Linked DNA regions of Homo sapiens: region 2 is linked to region 1. The links are chromatin loops, found by intact Hi-C in ENCODE. Cell type or tissue: PC-9. All regions are shown on one strand. Links, peaks and the distances in the headings refer to the core of each region. The heading gives the core; the rest is flanking DNA.

Region 1 (5,938 bases), core at 426-5,425:
ACAGAGCAAAGGGACACATCGTAGGCTGGGTATGAGCACCACAAAATCCATTCCTCTGAAATCTGTGAGCCTGGGGCTGATTTGTAGCTGCTGGGGTTTTGATGCGCTAATTGTTTGTTTACTTTGCCTTGGAGGAGAGGCTGGCCCTCTAAGTGGAATGATCTCATCACCAGCTTCATTCTCCTTTTTGCCAAAACAAACAGCTTCCAATTACTGCTAGGAAGAGCCTCTGATCTCTAATCAGCTACCAAAGGGAGCCTATCGGTGGTACTTTATAGGGCGAATAACGTCCCATTAAGGAAGAATCTCTTAACATCAGTACAATTCTGGAACCCTAGGGCCAAGCTGCCAGCAACCTGCTATTAGTCTTCCAGCAGGATCCCATCCACTTTCTCCCTGGGCATTCTGAAATCTGGCAAAGACACAGACACACATACACACACATCCCGCCTCACTTGCCCACGGACTACTACTTTTCCTCAAACCCTACTGTTTTGAGCCTCCATTGAGAAAACACAGGCAGACAAAGAGCAGGTCCCAGGCCTGCCAATGCTGAGATTGCCAATGGCAGGTCCCAAGCCTGCCCATGCTTAGGGAACTGATTATGTTTAGAGCTTAAGACTCAGCTACACCTGTGCCATCATGGGCAGACCCAGAGGAGGTCAGAGGAGCAGGAGTGTCCAAGATGAAGCATAGGGCATGAAGTCACTCTCAAATGCATCAAGAGTCACCTATAAAGAGACAGGGCTTATCTCAGGCACCACCTCCCTCCTTTCCTTCTTCTTTAATCTTCTAGAGAAGTTGAGAACATAAGAGGAGAGATGTTTCTCCCTAAGTGAGCATATGTCAGCATCGTACCCTTTAACATTACAGGTGACCCTATGAGGAACCGCCACTCCAAAGTAGGTTTAAACTTTCCCAGATGGCTGAATCTTTGACATACAAACAAAGCAAATTAGGTCAGTTTCACAGACGTATGAACAGTGCAGTCCACTATATGCTCACAAGAGGACCTAGGCTTGGGGTATGCTCTGCAATGGCCATGCTGAAATTCTTTGAGTTTGAGTTTTGTATGTAAGAGTCAATAGCACACTGCAGTACTCACTGGAGAGTGGACATGTCAGCTCAGAACCAATCCTGACTCCCACCGCACCCTCACCTCTCCAGGACAGGTTCTCACCGCCCATTCCCCCATCACCTGGCACCTCAGGCCCCACTGGCCTTCTGCTCCCCACCTCCCATCACATGATCCCTGCCCACTATGGTCCCTGCAGGGACCGGGCATGGGTGTAGGGAAGATCAGGGTTGGCCATATGCATGTCATACAGTGTCCCATGGTATGGTTGTGTCTGTCCCCATTCCATGCTAGTAGCATGATGGTGTGTTTGGTGGGTGGCCAGCACGATTCTGAGACACTGGAATGGCACATCCACTGAGGAGGATGCAATAAACCTGGGAGCTGCCCATCTGCTGGGGGCAGGAGCAGCTGGCCTATGAAGGGGAGGCACCTGGCTCAATTTCCAGAGGACCTGTGCCAGGCAAGAGTACAATCCCCGGGTGCAGCAGCAGGCAAAAGAGGGGACCTGGCCAGCATCATGCCTGAGCACATGTGTCTGAGCCCAAGGCCCTAGGTGCCTGTGAGACATGAGTGTTCCCTGGGCACACCCCAAAGCCTTGGGGGAGCCTTCTCTTCCTCCTTCCACCATTCCCGAGTCTGGCCTGTTGGACCCTCTGGCCATTTCAGGGCTCCCTCCAGGAATTAAGTGCTCTGATATTTACATGTAAAGCTGGCATTGCACAATATAAAGAAGAAGAGTTAGCGTCATGCTAAAATTAAACTTTAAAATTTTCTTCACTGAGAACAACATGGATAGGAAATTTAAAACACCATGACAAGTTAACAGAAGCAAGTGGCAGAAGAAAGGAAAACGTTTTATATCTTATTTCCTTTAACAAACACTTTTTTTCTTGCTAAGAGGCCCCACGTTTTTATTTTGCACCAGGGCCTGAAAATTAGGTAGTCAGTCCTGAAGTAAATTATCCAGCTAACCAACAAAATCTTAAAAATAGAAACAAAACCAAAAGCTAGAAGCCATCCTCACTATTAACCCGGCTAAATCGTCAATGAACTGTGTGATGAGCCAACTTTTCAAGACCTCTGAGTTCTTCCCTAATTTAGTAGCTGCCTCCTAGGAGTGTTGTGGGGATTAAAAGAGTAGTACTTGTAAAATACCCAGAAGAGTGGCTGCTCCTTAGTAATCTTCCGGGTAGTGCTAGCTGCTGTATTACCATCACCTGCATCACCCCAACATGTTTTGCATCCTGATTGCATCTTGCAGGGCAGGTGCTTCTCTCCCCCACTGGGCATATGAAGGGTTAACATTCAGGAAGGTGATGTGATGCACCCAAGCTACCCATTCGCGACGCTACAGAGCCTGGGTGTAGAGCAGGTCTGCACAGCCCCAAAGCCCACTTCCCTGTTCCATACCTCACAGACCCACAGCTCCTCTTCACTCTGCTAACCGCACATATGTATTCTACTTGTGAGCCTGAAATAGCTCCATGCCAAATGACCTGGACAAAGCATCCTGGAGCCAGATACTAATATTTCAGGAGGTGCTAACATGCACTGTTTCTTTTCGTGAATGAAGGGCAGCATTCAGTAGTGAAATGATGGGGTTTCCATCCCATCTTCCTTTCTTCCTTTCCAGGTCAGAGCAGTGTTGGATTACTCAGGTATCCCTGGTCTGCATTCCCACCCCCATGCCTCAGTACTGAGTCCCTTGTGTTTTTGGGCGTGGTTGACAGCCACTTTGTGCAGGTGGGGCAGAAACAGCCTGCAGACCTGGAGGTGTCAGGTGTGCACATCTACCCACTGCTTTTCTGTCTTGTTGCTGAAGGGCTGGGCAGTGGAGGACAGTGGGGACAACTGGGGCACAGACTATGAGACGACAGCTTCCTCTGCAGGCCGACGACAGCAGGTCACTGCCCCAGGGAATCTGTGTCACTGCCTACACCATGAGTGCATAGGTTGCGCTCTCCTGAGGCAAGGCCTGACAGCTTTCATAATTGAGAGTCCACATACCTGGCGGGCATCCAGGCTGGAGGCCAGGCAAGCTTCTCCCATCCTTAAACATGGCCTGAAACCGTGCAAGAGAAGATGGAAACAGGCACCTGCTCCAGAGACAGCTTTATGGGTGGGCTCATTTGCAGGAGTTGGGGGCGGGGGTGACCCTGTAGGAAAGCAATCTTCTTAAGACTTCCCGTAGCCCAGTCATGAGTTGTCTGCAGACTGATTGCTCCACCTTCCTTCCTTTTTTTTTTTTTTTTTTTTTTTTTTTGAGACAGTCTTGCTCTGTCACCCAGGCTGGAGTGCAGTGGTGTGATCTCGGCTCACTGCAACCGCTGCCTCCCGGGTTCAAGGATTCTCCTCCCTCAGCCTCCTGAGTAGCTGGGACTACAGCATGCACCACTACACCAGGCTAATTTTTGTATTTTTTGTAGAGACGGGATTTCAAGTTGGCCAGGCTGGTCTCAAACTCCTGACCTCAAATGATCTGCCCGCCTTGGCCTCCCAAAGTGCAGGGATTAGAGGCATGAGCCACTGCGCCCGGCCCATCTTCCTTCTAATTATTAAAAAAAAAAAAAAAAAAAAAAAAAAAGGAAGGCAAGCGGTGGGGAACAGGGAAGCTTGGGGTTTTATAAGGAGAATGTGTTGCTGGCTTTTCAGATCTTAAAAACACTTAATCCCTGCAATTTAGATAAATCAGATAGGCATTACCAGGTTAGGGTTAAGGCTCCCAGAATGGCTTTGCAATTGATTACAAACACAGCACTTATTAAGTCTTAACTGAGTAATTTGCAGCTTATTTCACCCCCAGCTAATTAAAATGTAATCAGGATTGTCTAGCAATGTGCATTCTGTCAGCAGTTTTTCTTCCAAAGAGAAATCATGCCAAGGAGACCACAAGAAAAGCCTTTCACGGGAACTGGCTTCATCTAAGCTGGTGCTTTAGCCACTGAAACTGTAAAACAAATAAATTACAGCACTGACAATTCAAGAAAAAGAAAAAAAAAAGGTACTCTTTCTCCCTGGGAATAGGCTGCTCCGTTTTGTTTTGTTTTCTGTTGTTTCAAACAATAGTGTGGCATCTTAGGAGAGTGACTTTCAGGGTAGGACTCGGAGGGCTGGAAACCAGGTGCCTGGGGATCGGCCCTCTCCTGGCTCTGTCCAGGATGTCTGGGTAATTTCACCACAGGAGGTGAGCACTGGGTCTTCCATTCCCTGAAGACGCAGAAGGACTACAGAGCGTGCCCATTTCTCTGACACCCACGAGACGCTGCTTCTACGACTTAGAACAAACTCAACTGCACACTCGCGAACGCGCCAGCTTCACCAGCCGGTTCAAGATCATCCCCGAGGGTAAGGGGAATCACTTCCACATTCCACCCTTATTAATATGGCCTCCTCTGGCAGCTTAATTCCCAGGGCCTCTAGGGGGACCCCCCCCCCCACCCCTTGACCCAGCTCTGGCAGGAGGGGCGCCCAGTTTAAGAGCCAAGGGTTTGGCTTCCAGTTCCCGCCCAGCCAGGGGAACCCCTCCCCCCAGCCCCCATTTCTCCTTTTGGTCCCTCCAGAGTTTCCCTGAAGCGAGAAATTGGGAACTTGGAACAGGTGGGCACCTAGGGATAGAGGCGAGAAGAAGAAGGAGAGAAGGATGAGAGAAGAGAAAAATAAGCGGAGGATTTCAGAGCTCGCACGCTCGACAGGGCTGGTACAGGCAGCAGCTGCACTCGCTCGCGCTGAGTCCGGAACCTGCTCTCGTGCGCCCACCCGCACCCGGAGCCTCGCGCAAGTCCCGCGGGGGTCCGCGCCACAGGGCAGAGTCCCGGCAACCCGCTGGAGCCAAGCGCGCGGCTCCCGGAGCCTCCCACACAAGCGCGCGCGCACACACACATACTCCCCACCCTCAGGCTGAAAGAACCTACGTTCGGGGTTTGGGGGACGGTTCCCCCGGGACTCGTTGAGGAGTATCCGAATACGGCCCCGCCAAATCCCCTGTCCCCGGCACTTCTTCCCTGACGCTCTACGCTAGTCCAGGGCAAGACCTTGAATCTTTGGGGTTCCGAATTGAGGCGCGCACAGCCACTCGCACCCCCAACACGCGCATACACGCACCCTGGAACACGACTTGGCACAAGTACCCTGGCTGGGGCTCCAAGGGTGGGCAGCGAGCTCTGAGCCCTCAGAGAGTGAAAACCATCTTTCAAAAGAGACAAAGTGTCGGCCCGCGGGCACCTGCGGGGCTGGGGCTCGAGGTGAGGTCCCCAGGCGCAGCCGGACGCGCCTCCCAGACTCCCTCCCAGTGCCCCGGAGCGCCTGGGACTTTGCGGGAGTCGCCGCCCGCCCGGAGTCTCGCGCACTCCAATTCCCGGGAAACCGCCACATCCACACACCCACTCCCAGCATCCACGACTCTCCCTCCCCAGGGAAATCGCCTTTGGTTTCCTGCTGGGAAGGAGGGAGTTGGGGCAAGATGTCTCGGGCTTCTTTTTCTTTTCAGGAGCCGGGAAGAGGCTGGAAAGGAGAGTTCCAGCACCCCGACTGTAAGATCCACGCCCAGGGGAAGCCAGGATCAGCCGGCGGCGCTGGCCGAGAACTTTGCGAGCCCAGGCTGGGAGGCGCGCGCCCCGGTGCGCCCACGCCGCGGCCGCAGCCCCAGAAAGAACCCGGGCGGGGGCCTCCCCGTACCTGGAAGTGCTGGAAGAAGGCGGAGATGCGAGTGATCTGCAGGCTCAGGCACCTGGAGGCGCAGCGAGCGCGCTGGACGCTCCCGGCAGACAGCGACTCGTCCAGCCGCCGCGCAGCAGCCGCGCCGGGGCCGGCCGCCAGGCAGCCGCTGGAGGCCGCCAGCCAGAGGCAGAGGGTCAGGACCGC
Region 2 (5,938 bases), core at 258-5,257, 460 kb before region 1:
GTTATCATAAAAACCCTAGAAGTAAACCTAGGCAACACCATTCAGGACATAGGCATGGGCAAGGACTTCATGTCTAAAACACCAAAAGCAATGGCAACAAAAGCCAAAATTGACAAATGGGATCTAATTAAACTAAAGAGCTTCTGCACAGCAAAAGAAACTACCATCATCAGAGTGAACAGGCAACCTAAAGAATGAGAGAAAATGTTTGCAATCTACTCATCTCACAAAGGGCTAACATCCAGAATCTACAAAGAACTCAAACAAATTTACAAGAAAAAAATAAACAACCCCATCAAAAAGTGGGCGAAGGACATGAACAGACACTTCTCAAAAGAAGACATTTATGCAGCCAACAAACACATGAAAAAATGCTCATCATCACTGGCCATCAGAGAAATGCAAATCAAAACCACAATGAGATACCATCTCATACCAGTTAGAATGGCGATCATTAAAAAGTCAGGAAACAACAGGTGCTGGAGAGGATGCAAAGAAATAGGAACACTTTTACACTGTTGGTGGGACTGTAAACTAGTTCAACCATTGTGGAAGACAGTGTGGCGATTCCTCAAGGATCTAGAACTGGAAATACCATTTGACCCAGCCATCCCATTACTGGGTATATACCCAAAGTATTATAAATCATGCTGCTATAAAGACACATGCACACATATGTTTATTGTGGCACTATTCACAATAGCAAAGACTTGGAACCAACCCAAATGTCCATCAATGATAGACTGGATTAAGAAAATGTGGCACATATACACCATGGAATACTATGCAGCCATAAAAAAGGATGAGTTCATGTCCTTTGTAGGAACATGGATGAAGCTGGAAACCATCATTCTCAGCAAACTATCGCAAGAACAAAAAACCAAACACCGCATGTTCTCACTCATAGGTGGGAATTGAACAATGAGAACACTTGGACACAGGAAGGGGAACATCACACACCAGGGCCTGTCGTGGGGTGGGGGTAGGGGGGAGGGATAGCATTAGGAGATATGCCTAATGTAAATGACGAGTTAATGGGTGCAGCACACTAACATGGCACATGTATACATATATAACAAACCTGCACGTTGTGCGCATGTACCCTAGAACTTAAAGTATAATTTAAAAAAAAAAGAATAGTGATTATCTTAGGGAAGGGATTGTCGACTGGGTAGGAGCATGAGAAACCTTTTTTGATAATGGAAATGTCCTATATATCTTGATCTGGGTGATAGTTGCCTGCATATGCTCCTATGTAAAAAAAAAAATTGCTGAACATCATACTCAAAATTTGTGTTTTGCCTTTTGGAAATAGTACCTCAATAACAATGCACACAATAAATATAAAATAAGATGAAAGAAATACAAGGAAACATATCAGCTATCATTCTAAAAGTAAACAGAATGAAATTTTCAAAGGCAAAGGCAATTAACTAGCTTAATGTACTAAGTCCAGCAATGTTTTTTCTACCAAAACTATCACATGTAACACCAAATGACAAAGAAAGGCTAAATAGAGGGGCATGGACCAGATTGTATCAGGCAAAGACAAAAAAACAAACAAAAACAAAAACAAAACAAAACAAAAAAACCCAAAAGAATCAATATCAGCTGAAGCAAAACCAAGCTCAAAACGCTATGAAAAACAAGGAAAGAGATTGATGAAATAAAAGTAGTGTCAAAGTTGATTCAAGAAGTTAAATCCCCGAATAAATCTATAACAATAAAAGAAACAAAGGCTGAATAAGGAACTCTCTTCCAAGCAACTGCATGTCCAGTGTTAATGAAAAGATAATCTCTATGTATATAACTTCTTCTGGGAAAATAATCAAAGTGACAAAATGTTACATATGAATTATAGAACCATCTCACATAAAAACAGTCGAGCCATTTCACATATGAACATTTAAATCTTAACAACCCATTAGTGAACTCAGGCTGCCAAGCCTCCCATGCTCTCAACAATCTTCTACAAATCCTGTCTCTCGAGAGAGCCTTGAGGAGTCCCCTAGGCATATCTGTTTTCCTCTCCTTTATGTAATACATGGAAATGCCTGAGCAGGGAACTCCTACGATTTATATGCATTCTACAAAATAGAGTAATAAAGAAAGAGAATTGCACAACAAGGGAAGAATGTGTGTTGCAGAATTTCTCTGGGACGTGTCTTCTTGTCAAAAGAGCATGGGTAGTTGATGTTCACTGATTCTATTGGAGAATATAAATTTTAGTTCTTCAGTGTTAGAAGGATTCTAGCTGCTTAGAGGAATTCGAAGTAGGTTTCCAGTCTTGCCCATGGAGAGCATATGAATACCTGTTGATGAACGCTGCATAAAACATTCCTGACTTGGGTCCAGGAATACATCAATAGCAGCCTCCCACCTTCAACAGGGATGTGGAAGTGGCACAGGTACCAGTTCTTAATTCCCAAACATAAAAAGCTTTGGATTGTTTTCTCACTGTGGGTATCCAGATACCTCAGTCTCAAAACATTGCAGCCTGTCTAGGAAGGGAAGGCATTCCTAATTTTGGTAGGTCCTTAAACCTTCTCATTCCTAAACTATTTCAGGTGAGTAACAATTAGAACCAGCAGAAGGGACTGACCTCTCACAGACTTCCCTTTGAATGTCATAAATACCAATCCCTAGTCAGCCCCATATCTACAGACAAGGTATCTGGAATGCAATCTACCTCACATGACAACTATTGAAAAAATAAGGTGAGAACTTACACATGCAAATGAGTATTTTCCTTCAAACTGGTCCCTGTGAGTGGCGACACGGGTATTTCAAAAATGTTATCACAGCCCCAACGAGTGTCAAAACCGTTTTTGTTTGTTTGTTTTAAGTGATATCAGAACTAGTTTATGAGTCACATCAAGGAAAAGATGACTGATATTCACTGGAAAAATATGTCCCAGACACCACCGAAATACTTTCACATAGAATATACCAGACAAAGTAAATATTATTTTTGTTTTCTATGAATGAAGAAAATGGGTCCTGAGACTTTAAATAAATTGTCCAAAAATTCAAATAGCAATATTTCAGTTATTCCTTTTCTGTTGGCAAATTCACCAGGTAAAATCATTTTCTTCAATACCAAATGGACTCACTTACACGTGGAATCTAAAAACATCAAACTCATAGAAGCCAAGAGTGGAAAGGTGGTTGCCAGGGGCTGGAGGGAGGGAGGTAAGATCAGTGAGATGTTGGCCAAAGGATACAAAATTCAGTTCGACATAAGGAATAAGTTCAAGAGACCTGTTGTACAATATATGGTGGCTATAAGTAATACAATGTACCATATACTTAAAATTGATAAAAGTAGATTTTAAGCATTTTCACCACAAACACATGATAAGTATGTGAGGTAATGCACATGGAATTGACTTCATCTAGCCATTTCACAATGGATACATATTTCCAAACATCATGTCATACACCACAAACTTGTACAATTTCATTTGTCAATAAATTTTTTAATTTCTTTTTTTACTGACCTGATTGATGCCAAATTAGCTATGACTCTTTTGTAAATTAAAGATTGCCTTAAAGGATGAAGATTTTCACGGCTTTAAGAGTCAAAAAGACTATGCCTCATATACTTCAATCATTATATTTTGCATAACCAGATATAACTTATTTAATAGTTATACTGAGAGCAGAAAATGGAGTGAGTTTATAATCAGGGAAGTCTTTCTAGGGATTATGAATTTTGAGGATGAACAGAATTTATACAGAAGGAGAATGATGGGAACATTATAGTCCAGATTCTACATGAACAATTTACTGATCATTCTTAGTTTGGAGTAATTCTTTATGTCTGGACTATATAGAATGTCAGATGTGGATGTAGGAAATGACAACTAAAAGATATCTAGGGTCCGTATGTTATTCTGAGCCTGGGACTTACTCACAGGCAATGGGAACCATTGAAGGATACAGGCAAGAGAGCAAGATGTGCAGTTTGATATTTCAGAAAGATGGTTCTATAGGCAAAACATGTCAACACGATGCAAATGAGAGAGAAAGTGTTGTATTTAAGAAGTGTGTTTAGGAGGCTGTTACATTAATGCAAGTAGAAGACAATGGAAGTGCAAACTAGGGCTGTGCCTAGTAGGTTGAAAATGGAGAGGAGGGTAGATTTAAGCTATAATAGAATTATCTGGGGAATGGGTGTGAGAGAACAGAAATGGTGGAGGATGACATTTACCTTTTATACAAAGTGAAAGAGAAGGTTAAAAAGGTGGGCTTGTAAAAGGTACATGTGAAACAATGGAAGTTAGATGTTAAAACCTCTAGTGACTGTAATAAAAGAAAATAGACAAAATGTATTGGTTTTGTATCTTTGAACTTTTAATGAAAACGTAGTCACTTAGACAACCACCATGTGTTTTCTTATAATTATTTGGATCAACAATTAGGACTGTGCTCACCTGCTGTGGTTCTGTGGATGGCCCCACATAGTGCTGTTAGGCTGCTAGGCTCACATGTGTTTGGGCCTCTGCTGAGACAGCTGGGACAGGAGCCATATGGGATGGCTGGAGACTTGCTCCATGTGGTCTCTCAAACCCCAGGAAGCTGGTGTCTGTTCACATAGTGGCAGATGAGTTCCTGGTGTGAGAGGAAGTTGCAAGGGCTGGGAAAATAGGCTCCGTCTATGATAAAGGAGCTGCAAAGCTGTGTGGCCATTTTGCAATCTGTAACAGTTCTAAATCTACTAACTGAGAATATTTCGAGGTTGTCGCCAAAAAATGACACTGATGGAGATATCCATCATTGGTGTTTTTTTTAACCCACCTAATTCTATTCTATTCTGAGGGAAAAACAAAACAAAACCAAAAACAAGGTTAAAATAATCTCCTTTATTTGGGTCATACTGAGACTAAACTATCAAGTTTCCCTAGCCTTACATAGCATAATCATAAAACTAAAGCTATTCTAAGCATATAAAAAAGAAAATCCAAATATAAATTTTGTACAGATGTACAACATTTTCAACTAAGATAAAGTAAGTTATATGCTCTGGTATAGTTCATCAGTTTGGAAGAATGTCATATTTTGAGCCTTTAAATCCAAACCAATGGAACAATTGAAAGGAGGCCAACTGAATACCTTGACAAAAACAAGAAACTAACAGCCATTTATCTTTGATGCTTTCAAATCCCTTAAGATTACTTATGTTGTTTCAGATTTATTTTGAATCATGAATACCACTTTAAACAAAGCTTAGCACTCACTTTTCAGAAATATTATTCCCTCAAATAGCTTAATATATGGAAATATTTTGTGGGATTCAAACTTTATCCAGTGATAGCACTTGTATTACAATTTTTAATCCAAATTTCACATGCATGTAAGATCCAAATTTCACATGCATGTAAAATGACAAGTGATTAAAATTTTTTTTGTTTCCTCCCCAATCAGCAATTTGAAAAAAAAAAATGTGAAAGGTGAAAAAAATATTTATTTTTATCAGTGACTAAAAATTACTTTTAAAAAATTTAAAAGAGAGAAACAAACTGCAAAACGCTTTTGTTCTCTTATTATCCCTAGATAGAAGGGTTTGGGGAAAAAAATGCTGCCTTAAATCATTTATGATTTACTTCTTTCTTTCCACTGTGGAAGATGAAGTAGTTAATCTTCAGCCATGAATGTATTTATTTTCATAATTATTGGGCATATAGCATAACTGAATACATTCATATATTCTAAAAACATTAGCAACAATGTGTCAGGCAGAATTCTAGGATCATCTCCAAGATTCCTGCCCTCTGTTGCACACAAATCTTCTCCTCTCCTAGTTATTCAATCTAGGTGCTGTCGTGAAGGGACTTTGCAGACATAATTGATGTCCCAAATTAGTTGATTTTACGCCAGGGAAATAGTGTGGGTGGGTCTGACCCAAACAGATGTGCCCTAAACAAGAATGTAAGTC

The links. A loop is a pair of places that touch in the nucleus more often than their neighbours do. Peaks named below come from ENCODE experiments on the same cell type or tissue, not always from the same donor. Only the 100,000 strongest peaks of a DNase experiment are listed, where the experiment ranks them.
Region 2: a loop joins it to region 1, with 22 times the contacts of the local background. A loop is called at or near these places in 1 of 110 quality-filtered maps.

The regions. Positions count from the first base shown.
Region 1 is chrX:8,726,078-8,732,015 of GRCh38, forward strand. ANOS1 (anosmin 1) reads right to left here. Exons shown (of 14, transcript NM_000216.4): 1 at 5,753-5,938. Among named protein-coding and RNA genes, the nearest start is that of ANOS1, 3.1 kb to the right of the region's middle. RefSeq lists enhancers at 1-916, 2,466-2,966 and a silencer at 1-245. In PC-9, for the core only: a CTCF peak has its summit at 2,969 (motif pointing left); a DNase peak (open chromatin) is centred at 3,034.
Region 2 is chrX:8,270,964-8,276,901 of GRCh38, forward strand. All of the region lies in intron 2 of LOC107985675 (a long non-coding RNA gene), which reads left to right. Among named protein-coding and RNA genes, the nearest start is that of VCX2, 100 kb to the left of the region's middle. In PC-9, for the core only: no CTCF peak of the experiment used is centred there; DNase peaks (open chromatin) are centred at 2,108, 2,708 and 3,398; H3K27ac peaks cover 2,936 bases.